Linked DNA regions of Mus musculus: region 1 is linked to region 2. A link is a loop called in an ENCODE intact Hi-C map of the cell type or tissue named here. Cell type or tissue: heart. All regions are shown on one strand.

What was found. Hi-C counts contacts between places; a loop is a spot of excess contacts. Peaks named below come from ENCODE experiments on the same cell type or tissue, not always from the same donor. Only the 100,000 strongest peaks of a DNase experiment are listed, where the experiment ranks them.
Region 1: a loop joins it to region 2, with 6 times the contacts of the local background. A loop is called at or near these places in 4 of 42 quality-filtered maps.

Annotation. Positions count from the first base shown.
Region 1 is chr13:59,950,190-59,955,189 of GRCm38, reverse strand. No RefSeq gene overlaps it. Among named protein-coding and RNA genes, the nearest start is that of Gm19866, 37 kb to the right of the region's middle. In heart, a CTCF peak has its summit at 2,195 (motif pointing left); no DNase peak of the experiment used is centred here.
Region 2 is chr13:60,465,678-60,470,677 of GRCm38, reverse strand. No RefSeq gene overlaps it. Among named protein-coding and RNA genes, the nearest start is that of Gm35333, 33 kb to the right of the region's middle. In heart, a CTCF peak has its summit at 2,277 (motif pointing right); a DNase peak (open chromatin) is centred at 2,597; H3K27ac peaks cover 1,333 bases.

The DNA of each region.
Region 1 (5,000 bases), 520 kb after region 2:
TAGATGATGGATAGTAGTGGATAGATTGATAGGTAGATAAATAGATGATAGATAGATAGATAGATAGATAGATAGATAGATAGATAGATAGATGATAGATAGATAGATAGATAGATAGATAGATAGATAGATGGCAGATGATAGACAATAGATAGATGATAGATGGGTAGATAGACTGAGAGATAGGTATATAGATAGACAGGCGATAGTTAGATGATAGGTAGATGGATAGATATATTGGTAGGTAGGTAGATAGTAGATAGATGATAGATAGATAGATAGATAGATAGATAGATAGATAGATAGATAGATAGATAATAGGTAGACAATAGATAGATGATGAATAGGTGGATAGATAGATAGATAGATAGATAGATAGATAGATAGATAGATAGATAGTAGGTAGATAGTAGATAATAGACAATGGCTAGATAATAGGTAGTTAGATGATATAAGTAGATGAAATAAATGATTTGGATAGATGTGTCATTTTTAAAAAATTATTTATGTGATGGTATTTTGCTCTGTGTGTTTCCTGGATCCATGGAGGCCAGACAAGGGCTTCAGATTTCTCAGAACTAGAGTTATAGACAATTGTGAGCCTCTATGTGGGAGCTAGGAACTGAATCCCGATTCTCTGAACAGTCAGAGACCAGGGATGTAAGTCAGAGGTAACACAGTTGCATAGTATGCATGGGGCCCTGATATGAACCCTAGACTACAGAGAACAGACATGCCCACAAGCCAATCTGCTGTAGTCAATTTGTCTATGGAGGCTCCCCCTTTCCAGGTGTGTCTGAGTTTGTGTCATGTTGACAAAAGCCCGCACAAACAGGAACTTTAGTTATCTACTTCTGGATAGCCTGCTTGCGATTTTTGGAGGGCACACTTAGATTATCTCTCAGATAGACTCTTGCCAAACCCATTCCCTAGGGTCCTTCTTGCTCCAACCTCACTCTTCTCAGGTGTGTCTAGGTTTGTGTCACATTGACAAAAATGAGGTCACCAAGAGAGCAGTTTGAGCACTTTCTAAAGCATACATTTGAGGTTTACAATGGTAAGAACTCAGGCCTGGGTGAGTTCCCTGGGTCCAATCCCATATACCACCACTTTCAAGCTCTATGACTTTGAAAACGCTACTTCTCACATGGGTAGAGTTCAGATCTTTACCGAGGGGATTAAGTTAAAATGCCCACAAGCCAACGTGAGGCAATTCCTCAACTGGGGCTCCCTCTTCTCAGGTGTGACTAGGTTTGTGTCACATTGACAAAAATGAGGTCACCAGTATAGATGGACCCTGACCCAAAATAACTGGTGTCATTGTAAGAGGGGTGTTAAGACACAGGCACAGGGTGATCATGGGAATGCATGTGCAGAACATGGTCCTCTGAAAGTGAAGGAGGCAGGACAGGTTCTAGAAGAGCCTGCCCCAGATGACACCCTGGTCAGAGGGGATGTATCTCGTTGTTTAAGCCACGCAGGCCTGAGGAATGTGGTTACTGGGGCTTTAACTGATACATGTATACTACTGCCTCAAGCTTAATCGTCTGCACTGAAAAAGTAGGAAATGATATCTACCTCCCAAAATTGCCAGGGAAATCTGTAACATATTGCCTGGCACGTGGAATGTCCTACGGAGGAGAATAACGGCAGTTAGCCCATGCTGAGGCATCCCTTCTTCCATGAGGGACCAGCCACAGGACAGTATAGTATAGAGTAGAATTTATTCAGGGCATGGGGAGGGGAGTTAAAAGGGTAGTAGAGGCAGAGAGAAAGTAGAGAGTGGAGAGCAAGAGGGCAAAGGGCAAGAGAGAAAGGAGGGGGCAAGCAGCCCCTTTTATAGTGGGTCAGCCGTACCTGGCTATTGCCAGGTAACTGTGGGGTGGAGCTTAGACAGGATGCTAATGAGGGTGGTGGGTAATTCCTGTTCTAAGTTCCTCACTGGCTCCCCACTACCCAGAAAAGAAAATCCAACCATGTTAGCATGGCTCCATGATCTAGTTCCACAGCTCTCCACTCCCCACTTGCAGACGCTGTAACCATTCTGAACAGCTTAGCTACAGCACCATGTTGTCTGGCTGCCCTGAACTTTGCATCCTTGTGGCTTTCCCCTCCTTTGCAATTCTGTTCAGACCAAATATTCAGTGCAGGTGTCTTCTCAAGAGGCCTTTCACTGCCTACTTCTGCCCCCTGCTGAAACAGGTGCCCACAGCACTCCATCTTACTTCGACTGGGTTACAATATCCCTGTGTAACGAGTGTTCCTGCCCTATCACTTTCCCGGTGGGTTCTGGGTTCCCTGAGAGTTCAAACCTGATTCATTAAGTCCCCAACATAGATCCTGGCATAGCCCATGAGCTAATCATGAACTATGATCTGTTGAATGAATGAGTGATTCCCTTCGTGGGCAAAGGGCCTTATGAATGCTCCTATGGTACACTCTGGAGCTCGACAACACATTCAGTGCACACGCAGGCCCCAGTATCAGCCAAGTCACATGCAAATAACTGCACGCATCAAAACAATAAGAATGTTGGTTTGTTTTTTAAAGTTATATTCAGCTGGAAAAACCTTGGTGTGCAAGCAATTTACCTGCATAAGCCTCAAAGGGTAACACTTTTTAGAAAAAGAAGATAGGATATGTTCTGAAAAACTAAGGAATTTATTTACAAGCATTCTCAGGGCATTTTTGGCCACCAAGCATCTCTCTCAAATAAAATGCCAAGAATGTTTCTGAGGGCAGCAAACACCTATCACTCACTTGGGGGGGCTCATCTCCGTGCTCCTGTCACCACAGGGGCTCCTCTGTGCTTTACAGTCCTGCTTTCTCTGCTGAGGGAACAGCAGCCCTGAGCAGGAGATCTCAGAGCTCAGTCTACACTACAGCCATTTTCCCACATAAAGGCTGGCCAGGCTCTCCTGGTCGAAGAGGGCATTGTGTTCCCCCAAACACTGGCATGGTGGGTCTCTGTGAACTCAGCACCAGGAGTTCTGGACTAGTGACTTCTACACTCTCAGATTCCATTTTGGCTTTAGCTACAAGAACCTGGAATCACGACAGTGCATTGATCTCTCTCTCTCATACACACACTTATCCTCAGAAGATACTTCCCCAGACCCCTTCAGCAGAGGTCGGACCGAGTTCTCTATGCTTGCACAGCTCTGTCTAATCTCTGTACTTGCACACCTATGTTGAACCTCTATGCTTACAAACCTATGTTTACTCTGTTTACACACCCATGTTTAATCTCTATGCTTATACACCTATGCCTAAAGAATAAGTTAGGCATAGGGAAATAGCAACAACAGCTACTCGTAATGAGGTAGACTAACAGGGGCCAGAGAGACTGTTCAGTGGTTAAGAGCCCATACTGTGTTTGCAGAAGACCTGAGTTCAGCTCCATTACCTATGTCAGGCAGCTCACATCTGCCTGTAAATCCAGCTCTGATGACTTAACACCCTCTTCTAACCTCTGTGGGCACCTGCACTCACACACACACACACACACACACACACACACACACACTCAAAAATAACTATTAAAAATAGAACAACTATACCAATCTATAGCAAGATACTAACAAACATCACTATTCCCATTCTTTGGAGCCAATATTAAATAAAAAAGGGGGTCACTTGAACACAAACACTGAGTTATAGATACCCAGCATGGGGGATTTTTTCACACCTTGGACGCACGGAGTAGAACAGACCAAGCAATCATACACTCATCAGGCTTATACACAGTTTAGAACATGGTTTTTCTTCACATTCGTGGACAATGGTTAGGGTCAGATGACTAGGACTGCAGAGGGGGAAGCTGTGTTGAGAAGGCATGGCTGTACACTGAACTGCTGACTGGTAACCTCACCGACTAACACTGCTGCCACCCCTCCTCCCTCTTGAACACAACATGAAATTGTCAGACTCCCTCAGGAACTTATCCTACTTTCAGAGAGCCTGAGAGTGGGCTCTGAAGAGGCCCTTGCTGCAGACCCTGGCCCTACTCATAACACCTGTGTCATCTCCCCGTGCCTCAGTCTCTTTATCTATGAAATGGAGACAGCCAAATGATTCAATGCATGTGAACAGAATGCAAGTTGTAAAGTTCACAACAGACTCTATTTTTAGGGGAGAAGATTTGTGCCTGGTACAATTGAGGTAAAACTTGTTCACTACCCCAGCAGCTACTAATCTTTTGAAAGCAACCTGAGAAGTTTAAAATATATGACATAATTAAGAAAATATATTTGTTCTTGCCATGTAAAGACTTATTTTTTAGTACTAGAATCATCTAAAACCATATAACGTGTGTACATACCACATGCATGTTTTACATACAAGCACACAGATACACATACAAGTTCATTAATACATACAAGCTATATCTGTCTTAGGAATAAAGTTGCATTAATATTCTACCTAAAAATGTGTTTCTTCTGTTTTAAACTGAGTGACTTGAAGCCAGGTATGGTACATCATGCCTTTTATCCCAGCACTCAGGAGGTTGGAGCAGTCAGATCAAAGCCAGTCTAGGCTACATGAATTCCAGGGCAGGCTACAGAGTGAAGCCCTGTCTCACAAAAACAGGTACCATAGTTTGATGCTGCAAATCCTGTTTACCAAACTACCGGCTCTTGCATTTTGCTAGGTTTAAGAATTCAAGTCTCCAAGGCAGAGAGCCATGCGCTAATGACCTTTGCTTCATAAGGAGTATCAGCAGTTTGTGCTGAGTAAGGACTCTGACATCAGATCATGTGGGTGAAATGCCATGGCTCCTGTAGCTGTTTCAAAGGTGACATTCTGCAACCATTTGCCTGACAACAACAACCAGAAGGTCAGAATAGTACGCAGAAAAATAAAAATGCCTCTTGTTCTTCAAGTGTGATACAAATTCCCTGTCCAAGGCAACACGTTGGGTGTGGGATCGCATACAGGAGAACGCTTGTGCAGGTGATGGGCACAGATACTCTGGAGAGCCACAGAACATGACATAAATA
Region 2 (5,000 bases):
CACGAATTCCCTAGGCATCCCAACAGCTTGCACAGCCCTCCCTCTGTTGGATGTTCCTCATGCTGCCTAGCTGGTTCATACACAGAGGCTGCAAGCTCACCCCGCTGCTGCAGGGAAGCAGCCCTGAAGATTCACAAGTATGTGGACAGAAGGAGTGTGGGAAGACCCCAAGCGATTTGCTCAACAAAGTGGCAGGTACAGAATTAACCAACACAAACCACTAGCCTTTCTATTATACACCAATGACAAGTGAATTCGGGGAAAATGAAAGAAATAGTTCCTTTCTTAACAGTCACAGATAGCACACCAACTGGGAAGAAATCTAAGTGTCTTAGGGTTTTACTGCTGTGAACAGACACCATGACCAAGGCAACTCTTATAAGAACAACATTTAATTGGGGCAGGCTTACAGGTTCAGAGGTTCAGTCTATTATCATCAAGGTGTGAGCATGGCAGCATCCAGGCAGGCATGGTGCAGGAGGAGCTGAGAGTTCTACACCTTCATCTGAAGGCTGCTAGGAGAAGACTGATTCCCATGAGGTTAGGAGGAGGATCTCAAAGCCCATCCCCCACAATGATACACTTCCTCCAACAAGTCCACACCTCCCAGTGGTGTCACTTCCTGGGCCAAGCACATTCAAACCACCACACCAAGGAAACAAAAGATGCCTGCAATGAAAACTTTAAAGTGCTCGATGAACACCTGGAGAGACGGCTCAGTGGTTGTTAAGAGCAGTTGTTGGTCTTGCAGAAGATCTGAATTCAGTCCCCAACATCTCACATGACACAACCATCTGTAACTACAATTCCAGGAGATCCAATGGCTTCTTCTGATCTCTGTAAGAATCAGTCACTCACACGGTACAGATACATACATGTAAGCAAACATTCACACCCACAAAATAATGATGAAAATCACAGCTGTTATGAGGGTAACCAACTGAGTTTTAAAGTTGGATACAAGGCCCACTTTGTAGGTGGGAGCTCGTGTCCAACAGTGTGGGCCTGGTCAAAGACCCATGGCTAGGGGAGCCATTGGCTCTAGGGATGAGCCTTCTAGGTTTATTTTGCTAAGCTTATTTGTTAAGCTGCATCTTAATAGTTATGCTTGCTCTGTAGTCTAGCAATATCCTCAAGTTTGTTCAAAGAAGTTTATCTTTGCAGGGAGCATTTGCTAATACAAACTCGCGGTTGGTGACAAGGTTGAGAACCAATCACTATACATGCTCAGCATTACACAAACCCCCCTTATTGTCTCCTCCACAGCTTGGAGAACATTGTGGAGGAAGCAGGAGAAAGAACTTAAGATCTGAGGGACATAAGGTGCTGTCATGAGGGCATGACATGGCTGCCACGCTCATGAACTCACAATGGCTAGAGCTGTCTGCACAAGTCTGAGCCCCCAAAACATTCAGCCATAGATGGGAAAGAGTTTCATAGGATCCCCTCCGCCCAGGGGGTGAATGGTGGTGGATGACTGCGGTGGGGGGCGGGGGGGGGGAAATAATTTTCTTCAGTGATGTAGCCACTTCTGCGTTATCCACAATTCAATGGACTCTCCACACTCTAGCCCAAGCTAATGGCGGTCACTAGAGCTGGTGGATCACAAAACAGAAACAAGAGGGATGGGGCTTGGTGGAATAGGAGGAGGGTAAGAAAGAGTGAAGGAATGAGTGTGAACAGAATGCATTATACACACGTATCAAATTGTCAAAGAATAGATTAGTAAAAATAAATTAGATCTCAGAGTCTCTCTCTCTCTCTCCCTCTCTCTCTCTCTCTCTCACACACACACACACACTTCTAGGAGGTGAATACACTTCAGTTTAAATGATAGAAACCTGGCTTTGACTTTTCTTCCTATAACTTTGGCTCCCAACCTTCTTGATGCTGCGACACTTTAATGACTTTAACGGAGCCCCTCATGTTGTGGTGACCCACAACCATACAATTATTTTAGTTGCTATTTCATAACTGTAATTTTTCTACTGTTATTAATTGTGATGCAAGTATTTTTGGAGATAAGAGGTTTGCCAAAGTGGTTGAGAACCGCTGCTTTAACTCAATATTGACTCTTCCCTGTTAAGAGAGACATCATGATGTTTATCGAAGACTCTAATGGAGTTTGGGTTGGGGGAGAGAATCTCGGTGATAATAAATTTTCATACAAATCAATTACTTTAATGCTATGAAATATTTAGTAACTCACGTCTGTCTGCCTAAAGCGGGGACAGTTAAATTATGACGAATGTGACATGTAATTCCTTGGGGACACCACTGGGTGGAGCCATTTCCACAGCAAAGATACAACAAAGATAAAATGGAAAATCGTGTTCAAGGCACAAAAGTAGCTTACTAATAAATTCTCTATGCTTCCGGTCATCTGGCCCACAAGTCTCCAAGCCGGCAATGAATGAATGAATCAATGAATGAATGAATCAATGAATGAATGAATCAATGAGTGAGTGAGTGGCTGAAAGAGGAAGCAATACAATGTAGCCAAAAGTTTAGCCAGTGGATCCTGTCTGTGGCTTTGGCTGTTTTTTGTTTTGTTTTTTGGTTTTGTTTTGTTTTGTTTTTTACACAGGGGCTGTAACAGCAGTCTAGTGGGCTGGCTGCATGGAGGGACGCAGCCCTCTGGGCCAGCTGATGTGATGAGGGAGCCAAGCTACTCCTCAGCAGGAAAAGGTCTTACACTTACATCTCAGAGCATGTCTTGGGCTGCCTAATGGAGCTGCTTCTCTTTTGTTCTTCCTTTTGCAGCTGTTTTCAAGCCTTGCATTTTAGGTGCGTGGGTGTTTGGTCTGACACATGTCTGTGCAGCATGTGCAGTGCCCGTGGAAGCTTGCAGAAGATGTTGAATTTCCTAGAACTGGAGTTATAGACACTTCGGAGCCACCTTAACAGTGCTGGGAGTCGAACTCCGGTCCTCTGGAGGAGCAGCCAGTCCTCTTACCCTCCAGGTACCTCTCGTAGGTTTTTTTTTTTTTTTTTTTTTTTTGACATATCAAATTTGACAAGTCAAATTTGTCTCCTGATTGAAAAGTTTTCACAGAGACATCATGGAGTTGGCTGGCTTACCCCAGAGTTTTCCACATTAAAATCATTTAACACAGAAACTATCAAAGATGACCAAATGAAAGGTGTCATTTATAATCCCAAGAGAGGGGTTCCCTTTGCTTAGAAGGCATTCTTTTTGGCTCTGAGAAAGGGCAGCTGAGGTCAGCTCAGGCTGCTGTACAGCCTGCTCCAGAGGCCCACACAGCCCACAGACAGAGGCCCACCCGGCCCACGGACAGAAACCCACTACCTCTGCTCATCAACTGCCACAGTGCTCTCTTTCTGATTATTTTCTTGGCTAAAAAACAGCACCAAAAGAGAGGTAATTAAAAAAAATTGACTTCTGGCAATGGTTTCCTATGCCAAGGGAAGCGAGAGAGCCCAATTTTATTGCCCCATGAGTCAGTTTTGTCTGTTACTGTAAAAAGATTGTTATGAAACTCATCAAATATTACTTCAGAGGAGAGCCAGTGTTTGTGATCTGTTCAGAAAACAAATTAATCAAGACACTTCCGGACGGGTCCTGGCTTCACTGGCTGAAGTGGTATTTACGTAGCCACCTTCCAGAACCTTCTCCCACACTTCCTTGGAAGGAAAGTTCAGGAAAACAGACTGTCTGGGACTAGAGTCAGTGCTGAATGACATGAAGAAAGCAGCCTGCCTTTCTCCAAGTTCAGCTTAGCTCAAGAGGGGACTGAGCAGCCAGATGAAGGTGCAGGCTGGGCACAGAGAACCCTGGTAGTCTGCAGGCCACACATAGATGACAGGGTCCCCAGAAGGCAAAGGCTTAGTACACAGCCCTAAGAATCAATGAAGAACCACATTTGCCAGCAAGTCCCAGAGGCCTGAGGCCTAGGAGGGGAGATAAAACCACCCTGAGCAGGATCTCTATACACCAGACAAACCGGGCCACTGTGGGTGGGGCTGTGCAGGTCATGACCCTCACTAGGTCAGGGTGAAAGTATATGCCTGACTTCAAGGACAACAAATAAAGAGAACTTTTCTATCCTTAAGTCTATATGTATCTGTGCTAGGGAGACAGCCCAGCTTGTGAAGTGTTTTCCTTGCAAGGACCTGAGTTTGAATCCTAGAACCTACACACACACACACACACACACACACAAAAGGTATGAGTTTGTGTGGACTTAGGAGGTGAGGCAGGTAGATCCCTGGGGCTCACTGGCCAGAAAGACTAGCATATATTGTAAGCTTCAGGCCAGTGAGAGAACTGATTCAAAATACACACAAACAGCAAAGTGGTTGAATCCCGAAAAATGGTACTAGAGGTTGGATTCCACGTGCACACACCCTAGCATGTGTATCTGAACACACGTGGGCCCACATAAACAGGTAGCCACACACACAACTGGAAAAAACAAAAACAAACCACCAACAAAAAACCCAAACCCAAACACCAAGAAACAAATCAAGCACATGAACCTGGTGCTTGGTAAAGGGCGTGTTCCTGAAAGCACACGTCTTAGAAGTGCACTGTGACTTAGGAAAGGAGAGGGAACTGACCCCAACCCTGTTCTATGCCGAGGACAAAAAAATTCTGCCCATAGTTGGCCTGTGCCCTCCGGCTGCTCATTCCTGTGCCGGCTGCTCCTGAGCGTCTGGTAGCCTCTCCATTGGCCTTGTCTTCAACAACCGTCTACCATCAAGTGAGCTAGTTCCTAGAAACAACTCTGTGTGTTTGTGTTCTACTGGTTGTTTCTCTGAAGGGCACGTAGCACCAACACCATGAGTCTTGGGAGCATTCTTTAAGATGATTCTTTTTAGAATTTATTCATCTCATTTCATGTGTGAGTGCTTCGCCAGCATGGATGTCAGTCTTCTGTGACCTTGGCGAAGCTAGCCACCTTTCCTAGCCATCAGTTTCATGATGGCAATAGCTCTAAAATTTTTTTTTTTAAGTAATTTCATCATAATTATTAAGG